Linked DNA regions of Homo sapiens: region 1 is linked to region 2. A link is a contact called in ENCODE Hi-C or POLR2A ChIA-PET data. All regions are on one chromosome and are shown on one strand. Each heading gives the region's core, a stretch centred on a gene start or an enhancer-like site at or near the end of the contact. The rest is flanking DNA. Distances are from core to core; before and after follow the strand shown.

Region 1 (6,835 bases), core at 2,940-5,439, 150 kb before region 2:
CTGTCCTGAACCCTCCTCAGTCCTCTCCTGGGCCCCGTGACTCCTTGCAGACATGGGTCCTCACTCCAGGGAGGGGTGAGGTGGCCGCTGGTGACAGGCCTGCTCTGGGCCAACCCTCCCTTAGCCCTTGGACAGGCATCCGTCCATCTGTCCACGTGGTCACTGTGGCCCAAGAGCCAGGCTTCGCCTGCCAAGCCCAGACCTGCCCTCAAGGACTGGCACTGTTGGCAGGTGGGGGACAGGGGAGGCCAGCAGAGAGCAGACGCATGACGTTTGGTGTGAAGAGTGCCAGGAAGACAGTCGGGCAGAGCAGGTGGGGGAGTGCTGCCCTTCCCCGGGCTTCCCCTTTCTCTCAGGGGTGCTGGGTGGGACAGAGTTTCCACAGAGCACGGTAGGGATGGGCGAGGCCCAGCTGCAGGAGGGGGAGGCCCTTGGGGGGGATGGGAGCACAGGCAGGGCCCCCTGTCCATGGGCTGAGCCCACAGCGCGTCCCAGCACTGGGACCTGGGGCTGGATGCCTCCTGCCTCCCACAGCCATCTCCTTGGGTGCGGCTCAGGCTCAGCTGGTGCCCCGCAATGCTCACCTTTACTACAAACCCTCGGTTACCATGGGCAGGTAGACAGCAGTGAGGGAGAGAGAAAAATCACCCCCAGAGCCGTGCTCCCAGGGGAGCTGCTTTGCACCGTAGCCAGTGGCAGCCTGGAGTTGGTGGTGACATGGGGAGGGTGGGGGGCAGGGGCTGGTGTCTGCAAGGGCCTGGTTGTGTCCCCCAGGGTGGGGGGCGGGGGCTGGTGTCTGCAAGGGCCTGGTAGTGTCCCCCAACCTACCCGCAAGCCCCCTAGGGCGGCTCAGGCCACAGAAAAGCTGTGCCCCCAAATCTGGTCTCACTGGACTTTGAATCCAGAGTTTTTGTTTCCTTTGAAGCAGCAATTTCAGGAGCAGCAGAGGCAAGGGCCAGGATGTGGAGTAGGAATCTAATTCAGCCTCGGTGATTACTGGGTTCCCACAACCAGCGCTCTCCAGCGGGCGCAGGTGGGAGGGAGGGGCTGTGCAAATTAATGAGTTAGACCTGATTAATCTTGCTGCATTAGCAAATCCAAAGGGAAAGCCAGTGAGGTTGGACAGATGTGTGTGAGCGTGTGCACTCGGCCGCAGGGCTGTGTCACCAGAGCCCCGGGCGTCCAGCTGACCCGGCCTGGCCCCTGGCTCCGGGAGAGACAGGCCTGCTGGCCCTGGCTGAGCTCTCAGAGTGAACTCACCTGCAGGAATCCACCAGGGAGAGCCGCCGGCTTGAGACCGCTTGACCCTGTGGAAGCCTGGGCCTGTTTTGTTAGAAAAGTGAGGAGGAGACAGAAAAGGCAAAGCTGGCTTAGTCTCAGAGCCTCTGCTAGGCTCCTGCCGAGGCCCACGGCCTCTTCCCCTGCACCAACGGGGGACAAATTCCAGCCCCTGCCCCAGGCCAGGACACCAGGTTCGGGCTGAGCCCTGGCTGCGGTGGGGAACCCTGACCCTCCACATCAGCCCTGGGCCAAGTGGCTCTAAGCTGACATTTCTCCGGGCACTCTGGGGCCGCCTGCATCAGAGCTGCCAGCAATGGCTGGTGGAAGCCACAGATTTGGAGGCCTCACCCCAGACTGAACAGTCTCTGAGGGTGGAGCTCCAGAATCTGGAGTTAAACAAACGCCCCCACGCACGGCTGAGTGGACACCCGTGGCCCTTCAGGGATTCACCCAGCTCACCACACGCCCCCCGCTCTGCTGTGACCCCAGATAATCTCCACAGGAGGCCTCGATTTTAACAAGTCCAGGGGGAAACCATGAGCCCAAGTGCAGGAGCAGGGGTGTCCTCTTCCCAAAGAGGTCTTTGGTTTGCCACGGGAGGGTGAGGCACCCACGAGGGTGTGGAACCCACGAGTGGACATCACTTTATCAGCAGAAGAGCCCCGTTTCGGCCAGCTGCCAAGTCAGAGAAACGATAACCCCGTGTCACAGGGGCTCCAGCAGGGACCGCAGCACGGCTGGCCTCTCCACTCACAAAAGAATGTGGATTTGGCTCTGCCAATGGCATTTGCTCTGCGACACCACAGGCAGGGGCTTCTCACCAAGGTGGGGCCTGAACCAAAGGGCAGAGGCCAGTCTATACCATGCGGGAACCGCTGGCCTTGCCACCTCTCTGTCCCCTTCCTAAGCAGAGAGCCTCATGGGCTGTGCCGCAGGGAGCGGGGGTGGGGTTCTGTGAGTGGGTCAGAGGTCAGAGGTCAGCAGGCTGCCCTCACGGGGCCTCGGGGGACTTTGCTCTTCTCCCCTCCCTGTGTTTACCAGCTGCTTGCTCAGCCCAAATATCCATCCAGCTTGGAACCTTCTAGTTCCTGGCACAGAACTGGCCCATGGAGGGGCTTCATGTAGGCCAGAAGGACCAGGGTCTTGCACTGCCCAGGGGCTTGGGAAGAGCAAGGAGAGGAGGAGGAGGAGAGGGAATCCTTCCTTGGGGGACTTCAGTCTGCCTAGGGAAACAGGCCCTTGAAACCATCGAGGGTTGGATCTGCAGGGTGGTCTGAGGGAGAGCCGTCAGCAGGGTGGGTGGCAGACACCCATGGCTCCAGGAAAGAGTTCAGGAAAGTAGACCTGGGATCTCCCAGGAGGCTGTCCCAGTGAGGGCACGTCAGCCCAAAACTACATCTGAGGCCAGCAGGAGGCCGGGGTGCAGACCCTAAAGCCAGATGGCCTGGGTTGGAATCCCAGTACTGACTGTGAGCTTCGGCAAGTCGCTCGGCCTCTCCGCACCTGTGTTATCTCTTTGGTAACGTAGGGACAATTGAAGAGGCCACCTCAAGGGGGCCGTGGAAGTGCAGGGGGTCCCTGCATCCAGCTTGCTTGGACCAGCATGTGGGAAGGCCACAGAAGCAGGGCAGGTGTTGTCGCTGGACCAGGCAATTCAGGAGGGCAGTGTCGTCGTTGGACCAGCCACTGTGCAGCGGCTGTGTGTTCTGAAAGCTCTAATTGTAGGCACTGCCCACAGAGCGGACAGACAGCTCTGGCCAGTGAGGAAGAGCTCCTGCCCGTCCCAAAGCAGGTGTATGAGGAGCCATGAGCTCAACCTGGAACCAGAGGTGGGCAGGGAGGGGGGAGAGGGGTGGGCAGGAGCAGTGGCTGCTCAGGGAAGCTGGGGGGAGGAGGAGAAGGAAGGTAGGGGGTAGGGACAGGGGAGATGGGAGAGCGATGGGAGGGGCAGGAGCTGTAGGGCTCCAGAGGCCTGTGCTGGAGAGGGGGTTGCTGCAGGGAACTCCTGACGGAGCCCCCTCGCCCGACCAGCAGCCTTGCAGCCTTGGAGGGAGGGGCGTGAATGCGGAGGGTCACCGGACCTCTCCAGCCCCTTCTGCTCTGCCTTCCATTACCGACGACGGAAATCTCCGTTTTCGGGGGCTGTGTCCCAGCTGCAGAGCCTGAGGCTGGGCCAGGGGCGCGGCTACAGGGATGGCCGGGTCTGATGTTTCTGCAGAGCCTCGCCCTCTCCTCCTGCACACGAGATTCAGCCGCACAAGGCGCCCCTCCTCCAACGCACCTGCTGCTCTGTGGGCGGCCACCTCGGCACCCACCTGAGGGCGGGGCCCCTCCCTGGGGACCGTGCGCCTGGGCTCCCCTCTGGACGCCTCTTGGGTCTCTGCGGAGGTACCAGGGAAGGCGGGGGCTGCAGGCGGACAGAGAGTCCTGAACGGCTCGCTGGGGAACAAGACCAGAGACGCGATTTTCAGGCTGCAGACACCGGCTGGCGCGATGGAGTAACCCAGATGTGCTAGGGGTGCCCCTCCTTGCGCCGGATCCCCTAGATGTGCCCCCCACCCCTGCAGGCAGGGAGCGGGCGCCCAGGCTGGAGATGTGGGGAGGGAGGTCAGACTGACTCCGGGACCCCCCAGTCGCACTCAGTGACCCCGGGGTCCCCGTCCCCGGCTCAGGCACGTCTCGAACCCCAGGAGAACAAGGAAACTTTACCCCCGCCCGGGGCCCAGCGCAGCCTCCCCGTCCCCCTGGGCGCGCGGTCCATCCCTGCTCATTCTCCCTGGCCCTTGCTCCCTCCTCCCTTTTCACTCTCCGTTCCCTCCCCCTCCCCTGCTCCCCCTCCTCCCCCCTCCCCTGCTCCCCCTCCCAGCCGGCTGAGGCGGGCAGGGCCGGGCGGGGCCGCGCCACGGAGCCCACAGCCCGGCGCTCCCTGCCGCGCCGCCGCCGCACCGCGCCCCACAGGAGAAGACGAACCGGGCCCGGCGGCCGAAGCGGCCCGCGAGGCGCGGGAGGCATGAAGTTGGGCGCGCACGGGCCTCGAAGCGGCGGGGAGCCGGGAGCCGCCCGCATCTAGAGCCCGCGAGGTGCGTGCGCCATGGAGCTAGGGGGCCCCGGAGCGCCGCGGCTGCTGCCGCCGCTGCTGCTGCTTCTGGGGACCGGCCTCCTGCGCGGTAAGTTACGGGGCGCGGGATGGGCCCCCTTTCGCCCGCGTTCGGATGGCCTGGGACCCCCAGAGCCAGAGGGAGGCAGGCTCCTGACTGCGGTCCCAAGCCGCGGGTGCGCGCGACTGGGCGACCGCGAGGCTCCCCATCCCCAGCCGCACAGGCTGCGCTCGCACCCGGGCTGAGCCAGGCGAGGAGGGAGTTGACCGCCGGCGAATGCGGAGGGCTGGGAAAGGGGCTTTCCGCGGGGTGTGGGGGGTTCCGCTGCTATTTCAGGGCTGGCCCCAAAAGCTCGAACTTGAGCAGAGGTGGGGCCACCTTCGCCCTTCCCCCATCCATCCAGCTAAATTTCCCTGAAGACCCCCATGCCTGCTTCCTCCGGTTTAGGGGATCAGAGGGGTGGCCTCTGCCCTTGGCGGCCGCCACCCACCTTTTCTGCAGGAAGGACAAGGTCGCGGGTGGGGACTCTGGGCTGGGAGTCAAGGCTCCCAGGGGTGTAGAACTGACCCCTCCCCCTCCCCGAGTCCTGTCTGCGCTCTCAGGCCAGCGGGACCCACCAGGGAGGTGGAGGTCTCCCCCTCCGCCCAGACCCGCCCCTTATGGCAGCGCCCAGGACAGGCGGGGAATGCCTCAGATCCTGGGGCCCCGGACCTGGAGCACAGATGGACCTAGGGCTGTGCTCCTCCAGAGCGACTCATCAGGGGCGTTCTGGGTCTGCCCAACAGCACGGGCAGGCTGGGGTGCGGAGGGGGCTGGCACCTCGTTGGGGTCTGCATCTGAAACACTCCTCGGGCATCAGGGGATTGATGAACCAGGGGAGGTTCCGTAGGAAGCGGGCGCTTGTGGGGGCCCGATCCTCCTTCCCCTTCCTCCCTCTTCCTGCCTGGGCTGGCCCCGCTGCCCTGTACTCCCTCCTTTGCTGCTGTTACCCCCGAGTGTCCTCTGACTCGCCAGCTGCTAGAGACACAGCCCTTCCCTGGAAGTCAGTGTGACAGGAGACCCAAAGCAGTCCTCGGCCCATCCGCCGCCTGGTTTTGTGGTGCGGTCAAGGTGCTGGGAAGGCCTCCGTGGGCTGAGGGGCCTGGGAAGCTTCCCCGAGGAAATCACAATTACACCCAGGGGTGGGAGAGAGCCGGAGGCCAAGAGAGGTCAGCGCACGCCACGCCCGGCACACACACACACACACACACACACACACACAGCACACGCCCGGCACACACACACACACAGAGCGCACGCCCGGCACACACACAGGTCCTGGGGTGGGAAGGGCTCATGTGAGGAGCTGAAAGGAAGTGGACGTGCTGGGCAGGGGGCTGGGGCAGCCTGGAGAGCTCCTGGACAGCTCCCGGCTCCTGTCCCGCCTGCACCTGAGCCACTGGCCTGCCTCTCCCCGCAGCCAGCAGCCATGTGGAGACCCGGGCCCACGCCGAGGAGCGGCTCCTGAAGAAACTCTTCTCCGGTTACAACAAGTGGTCCCGACCCGTGGCCAACATCTCGGACGTGGTCCTCGTCCGCTTCGGCCTGTCCATCGCTCAGCTCATTGACGTGGTAGGTGAGGGCGTGGCCATCGTGCACTGTGACTGAGGTCGCCCTGCAAGGAGCACAGGGGTCTGGGTGGGCAGAGGGGACACAGCCATCAACACTCCCCGTGGCTGTGAGTGTCCGGCCCGGGCTGGTACGTCAGAACGACAGCCACCAGCTCTGCCCCGCCTGAGCCCCAGCCAAGGGTTGATTCAGAGCGTCCCAGCCAGGCCCTGCCCTTTCCTCCCCCTTGACGTGGGAACACTCCAAGTGGCCAGGTTCTCAGTACAGAGCCCAGGCACCTTCGGAAGCAAAGAACAGCAAAGGCCTTGCTTGGGGGTGGCGGGGCACGCTGTGACCTCGGAGCAACAGGGACAACCGGCCGGGGCAGGGGCCGGGGCAGGAGCAGGCACTGTGGTGTCCCGGCAGCACCCCAACCTTAGCTGGCCCCAGAGGCCCCTCACCCACAGATCTGGAATGTGGGGTTTGGGGGAGTCTTGGGCGAAGTCTGTTTGTCTGAAGATATGTTCTTTCTGGTGGGGGGCCCAAGAAGGCTGCTGGGAGGAAGCCTACTGGTCCAGCCAGGCCCCTGCAGCGTGGGCCAGTGCACATGGAGCCCCAAGGCAGGATAGGAACCAGGAGGCTTCGAGGCTGAGAGAACTGAGCTGCGGGAGGCTCGGCCTTGTGCTCGGTTGAGATGCTTGGTTACCTACCCAGGCCTGAGCCAGACTGTCTGGGGGTCTCGGCGGCCCTGGAGGGGCCGGGTAAGGGGCAGCAGAGACATTTCCACGTTTCCCAGCCAGGCTCAGCCACTCCAAATGGGGTGAGACCATCCCTCAGGGTACCTGGCTGGGTGGGGGTGCATAGCCTGG
Region 2 (6,853 bases), core at 4,180-6,679:
ATCCCTGCAATCCCTGCAATCCCTGCAGTCCCTGCAATCCCTGCAGTCCGAAGCTACTGCGATGAGCAAGGCACGCTCACATCTGCTCCCTGAGCCTCCACCTTGGGGCTAACGGAGACATCGGCCCCAGAGCACCTGGCACTGGTACTTACAGGCAGATGACAGTTCTCTGCAGTGGGAGAAGAGGCTCTTGGCAAAGTGGAGTTAGGAGAGGCCCTGTTTCAACTCCTGGAAAAGCAGGGAGGGAGCTGAGGCCTGCAGACCAGCAGGACCGGGGCTAGGAGCTTTACTGTTCAGGCTGGGTTGCTGGCCCCTGGGGGATGTCATGCCGATGGAGCAGGGCCAAGGACAGGGCAGGTGCCAGGGCTCAGGACCAGGTGAGAGCTCAGGGAGCTGCCAGAGTAACTATGCGGCCTGGACACTTTCATTAACTTCTCAGAGGCTTAGCTGCTCCAGCAATCCAGAGTTGCTCTAACTCCCTCGGCTCTCTGGATGCAATGCAGAGCTTCCTTCCACGTGCTGAGCCGTCTTCCCTGTACCTGCACTCGGCAGTGGACACGAGGGGACCTGCTCAGGGACCTGACCTTCCAGTGGGCAGGCAGGTGTTGCTGTGTCCTGCCTCCTGCTGTCCATCCACCTGGGGCACCCTGCCCACCTGCCTGCATCCTCATTTGGTGAGTGCCTGCCTATCCTGAGTCTCTGGGCTCCTCTCTGTCCTGCCTCCATCACAGCTCAGATCTACAGTGACCCATCTACCTCTGCCTCCCATCTGGGTTGCAGGAGCAGCACCTGGCCTGTTCTGTCCCCGTGTGTGGAGAACAGCAGGTGCTCAGTGAAGCTAGATGAACCTTTGTAGGGCTATGGAAGGTCCCAGCACCAGGAGCTCTGCTGGGCAGGGGCCACCTCGTGCCCCCACGCCCCATACACATAATAAGTATGTGCTCAGTTCACACTTGTGGGGTGAATGGTCCAATGAGAAGCTTAGAGAGAGAAGGTTTGAAAACTGTAAAGTGCCGTGCATCATGGGAGGCACGTCAGCGCACTCCACGTCAGCGCACTCCACACACTCCACGTCAGCCCACTCCCCACACTCCACATCAGCGCACTCCACACACTCCTCCATGTCAGCCCACTCCACACACTCCACGCCAGCCCACTCCACACACTCCACGCCAGCCCACTCCACGTCAGCGCACTCCACACACTCGTCAGCGCACTCCACGTCAGCCCACTCCACACACTCCATGCCAGCCCACTCCATGTCAGCCCACTCCACACACTCATCAGCGCACTCCACGTCAGCGCACTCCACACACTCCACGTCAGCACACTCCATGTCAGTGCACTCCCAAGGCACAGGGAGGCAGGAGGAACCAAGAGAGCAGGAGCCAGTTTCATCAAGGACAAAGCAGCCCCGCCAGGGAGTACGGTGGGGAGCGGTTTTGGAAGGAGGCCTGCCGACTGGGGATGAGCCCGGGGTTGAGGTGAGGGAGGAGATGAGGACCTGAGACAGCATTCGTGGAGAGGGCAGCTGCGTGAGTGGCTGGTGTCCATCGAGACAGATGGGTATCTTCACTGAGAGCCCCCAGAGGCCAGCTGCAGGGTGAGCTGTGTCCAGCACTCAGGAGGGGTTTGGTTCAGCCAGGGATCATCTGAATTCAGGGCCCACAGCGTTTGGACCCTGCACCCAGCTCAGAAACCTCCTCTTGGCTGGGGGTTTTGGTACAGCCTCCTTGGGGGCCATCTGGCAACATCAGCACAATGGCCAGTGTAAGCGCCTTTGGCCCAGTGATTCCATGGGCAGGAGCCTCCTGCCAGGTGTCTTCGCACACGTGTGCATGTGTGTTGGGGCCAGGACACTCACTGGATGAGGCTGGAGCCCATGCCCTCCCTGGAGAGGGACGAGGTGGGTGGACGGCGGGTGTTGATACTCAGCAGCACTGTGGATCCCCAAAGTGCGGTTTCCCAACACGTGAGATGCAAGGGCAGATAGTGGAGACAGAGACTCATGCTTGCATGCACAGGCAGGCATCTGGAGGGCTCCCTCTCTGAGGGGTTTGGGGGTGGTGGTTTTTGCTTCCCACCTTATATCCTTTGAGTGCAAAGATAGCTTTTTAACCATGCGCCTGTGTGACTTTCAAATAAATAAAAACCCAAACCTTCCTAATGCTAGTCATGTTTAGACAATCCCATACCACTTGAGGGTGCTGCCAGGAGCGGGTACTGCTAGGAAGGGCTCTTGGATGAGCAACAGGTTCCCCGAGCAAGAAGGTTCCCGTCTGAAGGCAGACGGCCCACAGGGGATGGGCTCTTGTCTGTCATTGACGGCACAGGCTTAGAAATGGCAGGCTTTGTCTCAAGACCGCTGGGCCACCCAGAGGAGTGGCCAAAGCCCTCTGATCCGTTTCCATCCATGACATGAGGAGCTGCCTGCTCCCTGTGAGGGAGAGACAGTTGTCCCCTGACATTCGGTGCTGGGTGACCTCCCTTTTCCTGGCCGAGAGCTGGGCTGGGGTGTGAACCTGGGCAGGCTGGGCAGTGGACGTGGCCCTCCAAGGTTACAGGCAGCTCAACTCCTGGTTTTCTGTGACACCCTCCCAGGTCCTCAGGCCTGGCCAAGATAAAGGCTTTCCCCCCAGAGCTGGCCTGGGGACCTCAGCACCCCCTGCTGGTGCCACACCCCCTGCATTCAATTCACTTTAGGGCCCCCTGTTCCCGCCAACCAGACCTGTCCTGCCCCTGGGCAGCCCCCAGTCTCCTTCCATGTCAGGGTCAGCATGGAGCCTTCTGGAGTTCACAGCAAAAGCCTGGGTGGGTCCGGGCAGTGGCTGTGGGATCCTGCCAGCCTCTTCCCTGGCCAGTGGGGCTAGGCTGGCATGGTGGTGCCTCCTCAGGCCTCACTGTGGGGGCCTCTCCTTCCATCTACATTTGTGAGTAGAACCTACTCAGCCCCAGGAGTCACCCTCCAAAATCTCTCCATAGGCATCACTGTGAGGCCTCCCCAGTGATCTCTGTAGTGAGCTGAAGAGTGTACCCCCAAAACTCATGTCCACCTGGTACCTGCGTGACTTTATTTAGAAATAGGTTCTTTGCAGATATAATCACAAGACGATGAGGTTATCCTGGATTAGGGTGGGCTCTAAATCCAGATGAGTGTCCTTATAAGAAGAGACACAGGCACAGAGGAAAAGGCCATGAGGTGACGGAGGCGAGGAGGAAAGACCAGGAAGGGCTGCGGCCTCCACCGGAGGCTGGAGGAGGCTAGGATCCTCCCCGAGGGCCCTGGAAGGAGCTTCTGTCTCCACTTCAGCCCAGCAATACTGATCTGAGACTTCTGGCCTCCAGAACTGGGAGAGAATAAATTGCCGTTATTTTAAGCCCCCCAGTTCCGGGTACTTTGTTGAGATAGCTCCAGGAAACTGAAACACCTCCAGGGTCCTGCATTGCCGGCACTCAGCCATCTAAGAAGGCCCCTAAGCTCGGAGTGGCCACTTCCCGCAGGGCCAGTGCTGCCTCCTGTGACTGGCTGGGCATTTGTGGGTGAAGGCAGCAGGTAACAGCCAGTGTTGACAGAGCCCTGGCCTGACGCCAAGGGCTGCATACCCAGTTTCTTCCACACACTCATCCTGTGAAAGGGGAGTAATTAACCCACCACGGAGGAGGAAAGTAGGCCTGAGGCTGAAGGCCCTGTAACTGGCTGTGAGGCTCTGAACTCCAGTGGTGACCACTGCACCGTCCTGGCCCAGGGATGGGAGCTGGGTGAGAAGACAGACAGGGGCTCCAAGAGTCCGAGTGTCTACTCTGACCACCCAGACACCCCCTTGCTGCAGTCTTGGCCGCCAAACAGTTCAGTGTCCTGGGAAGCAGGCACTCAGGGCCTGCCCAGGATGCGCAGGCCTTATCACACAGAAGCAGGTGGCAGGGTGCCCCCAGGGACCCCACTGTCCCTACAATCCCCACACATCTTCTCCATGTGGGCCACCATCCTGGAAACGTGCTGTTCATTTTCGGATGTACCCCAAATGCACAGATTTCATCCTGGCCTGAGATGTCTGCCCATGGCCCAAACACATCAAAGTCCCAGGGGATCCAGATTCATCCTCAGGGCACCAGACATCCCCCAGCTCTGTTCCAGGGAAACAAGCCCAGCCCGCTTTCCCCAGCTTTAGGCGAGGCAGGGCTCCAGGGAGACCTGGAGCAACTTGGAGCAGCAGTCCTCTCTGTGGCTGACCGGCCTGCTGGGGGCAGTTTCCACCTCCTCCTGCAGCAGTGTGAGAGGCTGTCTGCTACCCCACTGATGCGGATGTCCAGGCTTGGAGCCGTCTTGGGACTCCATTGCCGTCCCTGCTGTCACTGTTCACCCTGCTTAGCGCATCTGCCCGGGCCCACTTTGTGGAAAACACTCATTTGACGTCAACCTGCCTGACACCCCATTCCAGGTCTTTCTCCTTTAGCAGGACCCAGATCCAGGCCACGTGAAGATGTTACAGCTGCCAGAGCTGGAAAGAAAAATATCAACCTGGAAGCCTCTGTAGGGAGTTAGCCACAAGGGTGGCAGGATTGGATACTGGCTGCAGGGAGCGAAATTCAACACCTTGACCAGAAGGGCGTCCAGGTTGGGGATGCTGAGGGGTTAGGAACTGAGAACTGGGCTCTCTTTGCACAGTTGCTGCTAAGAAGGGGCTGTCCATCCTCGAACAAAGATGACAAGTCCCCTGGCCCGGCCTAGGCTGGGGCACAGAGCACTGCTTTTCCTCCTGGTGATGAAATCGGGGTCAAGAATCTAACATGAGAACTTGGTTATAAGCCGGCGAGCCTCTCGCAGGTCCAGGGGTGCATCCACACAACAGCTGACCTCCGGGACCGGGCCCAGGGCTCCGCTGCGGCTGAAGGCCAGGGCCGCAAAGCGAACAAAGCCCGCAGGTCCCGCGGCAAGGGCCGAGGCGCGCGACCTGGAACACGCGGGGGCTCGGAGCTCTGGGCGGGCAGGTGTTTGCGCGCGGGGGAAGGGCAGACCGACCCCGGACAGACCCGTAGCCCAGCTGTCGGACCAGAACAGCGTTTAGTCTTCGGACCTTGGGGAAAACTACAGAGGCCTCAGTGCCGGTAGCGCGTCGGGGGTGCGGCTGTGGCCGGGGTGTGTGTGGGCGGCTGTACACCTGGCAGCAGCCCGCCAGCCCCTTCCCGCCAGGCCCCGCGGCGCCTCCGGACACGCCCCACGTGACTTCCCCGGCTCAGGGCTTCCCCGCCCAGCCGGCTGCGGTCCCCGCCCCGCCGCACGAGACTGGGACCTGAGAGCGAAATCCATCCCGTAAGACGGGAGCGCGCAGGCGCGAAGTGTGGCGGCCCGGCGCGGCGCTCCCGGCCTGCCCCGCGTGCACGCTGACGCCGCGCAGTCTCGTCCCCTGCCGCCGCCGTCGCCGCTGCTGTCGCCGCCGCCGCCGCCATTGGAGTCGACGCCTCCTCAGTGCGTCCGCGTCCCGGGCTCACCGCCGCTGCCGCCTCGCCAGGGGCCCGCGCGCCCAGCAGCCGCCGCCGCCGCCCGGCCGGCGCCCGGGGAATTGGCGGCGGGGCCCGGGGCCGCGCGAGCTAGGGTGACAGGCCCGGCCTCTAGGGGAGGCCCGAGCCGGCGGGCGCCCCGGCCCCGCGTCTAGTTGTTCATGAAGCATGTCGGCCACCAGCGTGGACACCCAGGTAGCGGGGCCGGGTTACAGGGGCCGCGGCCGGGGCCGAGGCGCGGGGTCTGGGTTGAGGTCCTGGGGCTGGAACGCAGAGCCCGGGGTCGCGGAGGCCGGGCCCAGGCGGGACCGGGGTCTCGGGGCCGGGGTCGCACGTGACCGCGCGTCGGGGCCGGCGGAGCTCGCGGCCCGTTGGAGACCAGTTCTCTGGTGAATAACTTTGTGTTTCCCTCTTCCCCCGGGTTGTGTGTACCCCACGTCCCGGCCTGCGGCGGTGCAGAGAACAAAAGGACAAGATAATAAAGGTGAGCGGAGTCCCGGGACGGCCGGCGCGGGCTGGAGTGGAGGAGGACGGGGAAGGAACGGTCCAGGAAGCTGCGTCTGGAACCGGAAACTTTCTCTCTTCCGCCAGCTTCAGGGAGATAAAACTTGAGGTTGTGCGACGATTCTGGGAGATTTGACAGGTCGAAGACAGGGGCTTCTCAAGAAGTGAATAAATGATTGCTCAGAGTAGTTTGGGCCCGTCTCTCCCCACCGCATGATCATGGATTTGCTTTGGGGAAGGGGAGGTAGGAGAGCCGGGTGGACATGGCCGCAGGGGTTGAGCGACTTGCCTTTTTCCGCCCAGCAGGGGCTGCTCTAGGAGAGGGGCAGTCCAAGGTTCTGCAGGCTAAGCTCCACATCCCCGGTAGTTGCAGCCCGTTTTCCAAGTCTGTTAGCATCTCCTGTGACATTATGGCTTGGGATAAACCCTCAGAGCGCACTCATGTGAAAACTGTTAAGTGACACTTCACGTTTACTTGGAACACTTTTTTAGCCAGTTTGTGTGTCAGCTCAGGTGTAACCAAATACGGTTCATCGTGTTTTAAGATTGGAAAAGGCCCAGCACTTTATTTACCTTTGCTTGCTTTTTCTGGCTGAGCATAATAACAGTGGGAAGGTAAGTGGTGTAAAAGGAAAACCAGTCTTGGGGCACCCAAATCACTGAGCCAAAGGGAGAAAGCTACGCTGAGAACTGCTGAGGGCAAACCTGCCTCCCATTCTATTCCTGAAAAAGATAGCTTCTAAGACAAAAAAAGTTACATACTTCCCCCACAGTTTGCCCACAAGGAAATTCCTGGTGGACAAAGGACAGAACTCAGAGTCATTCCTGCTCACTGAGATAAATGCTTATC

The links. Hi-C counts contacts between places; a loop is a spot of excess contacts on that map. ChIA-PET counts read pairs that join two places held with the same protein, here RNA polymerase II (POLR2A). Pooled maps may share reads with other maps.
Region 1: a pooled map shows a loop between it and region 2 (2.3-fold over the local background). The contact joins the promoter of CHRNA4 here to the promoter of YTHDF1 in region 2. A Hi-C loop is called at or near these places in 1 of 168 maps with a recorded cell type or tissue (dorsolateral prefrontal cortex) and 1 of 50 pooled maps. POLR2A ChIA-PET finds 5 or more read pairs at or near these places in 3 of 52 experiments (H1, PC-3 and T-cell).

What each region holds. Positions count from the first base shown.
Region 1 is chr20:63,358,703-63,365,537 of GRCh38, reverse strand. It overlaps CHRNA4 (cholinergic receptor nicotinic alpha 4 subunit), which reads left to right and starts at 4,189. Exons shown (of 6, transcript NM_000744.7): 1 at 4,189-4,448; 2 at 5,839-5,990. The coding sequence starts at 4,373. It overlaps LOC100130587 (a long non-coding RNA gene), which reads right to left and starts at 5,550. Exons shown (of 5, transcript NR_110634.1): 1 at 5,369-5,550; 2 at 3,597-3,720; 3 at 1,261-1,323. RefSeq lists an enhancer at 3,448-4,081.
Region 2 is chr20:63,214,707-63,221,559 of GRCh38, reverse strand. It overlaps YTHDF1 (YTH N6-methyladenosine RNA binding protein F1), which reads left to right and starts at 5,429. Exons shown (of 5, transcript NM_017798.4): 1 at 5,429-5,694; 2 at 5,959-5,983. The coding sequence starts at 5,668. RefSeq lists silencers at 5,077-5,356, 5,487-5,556.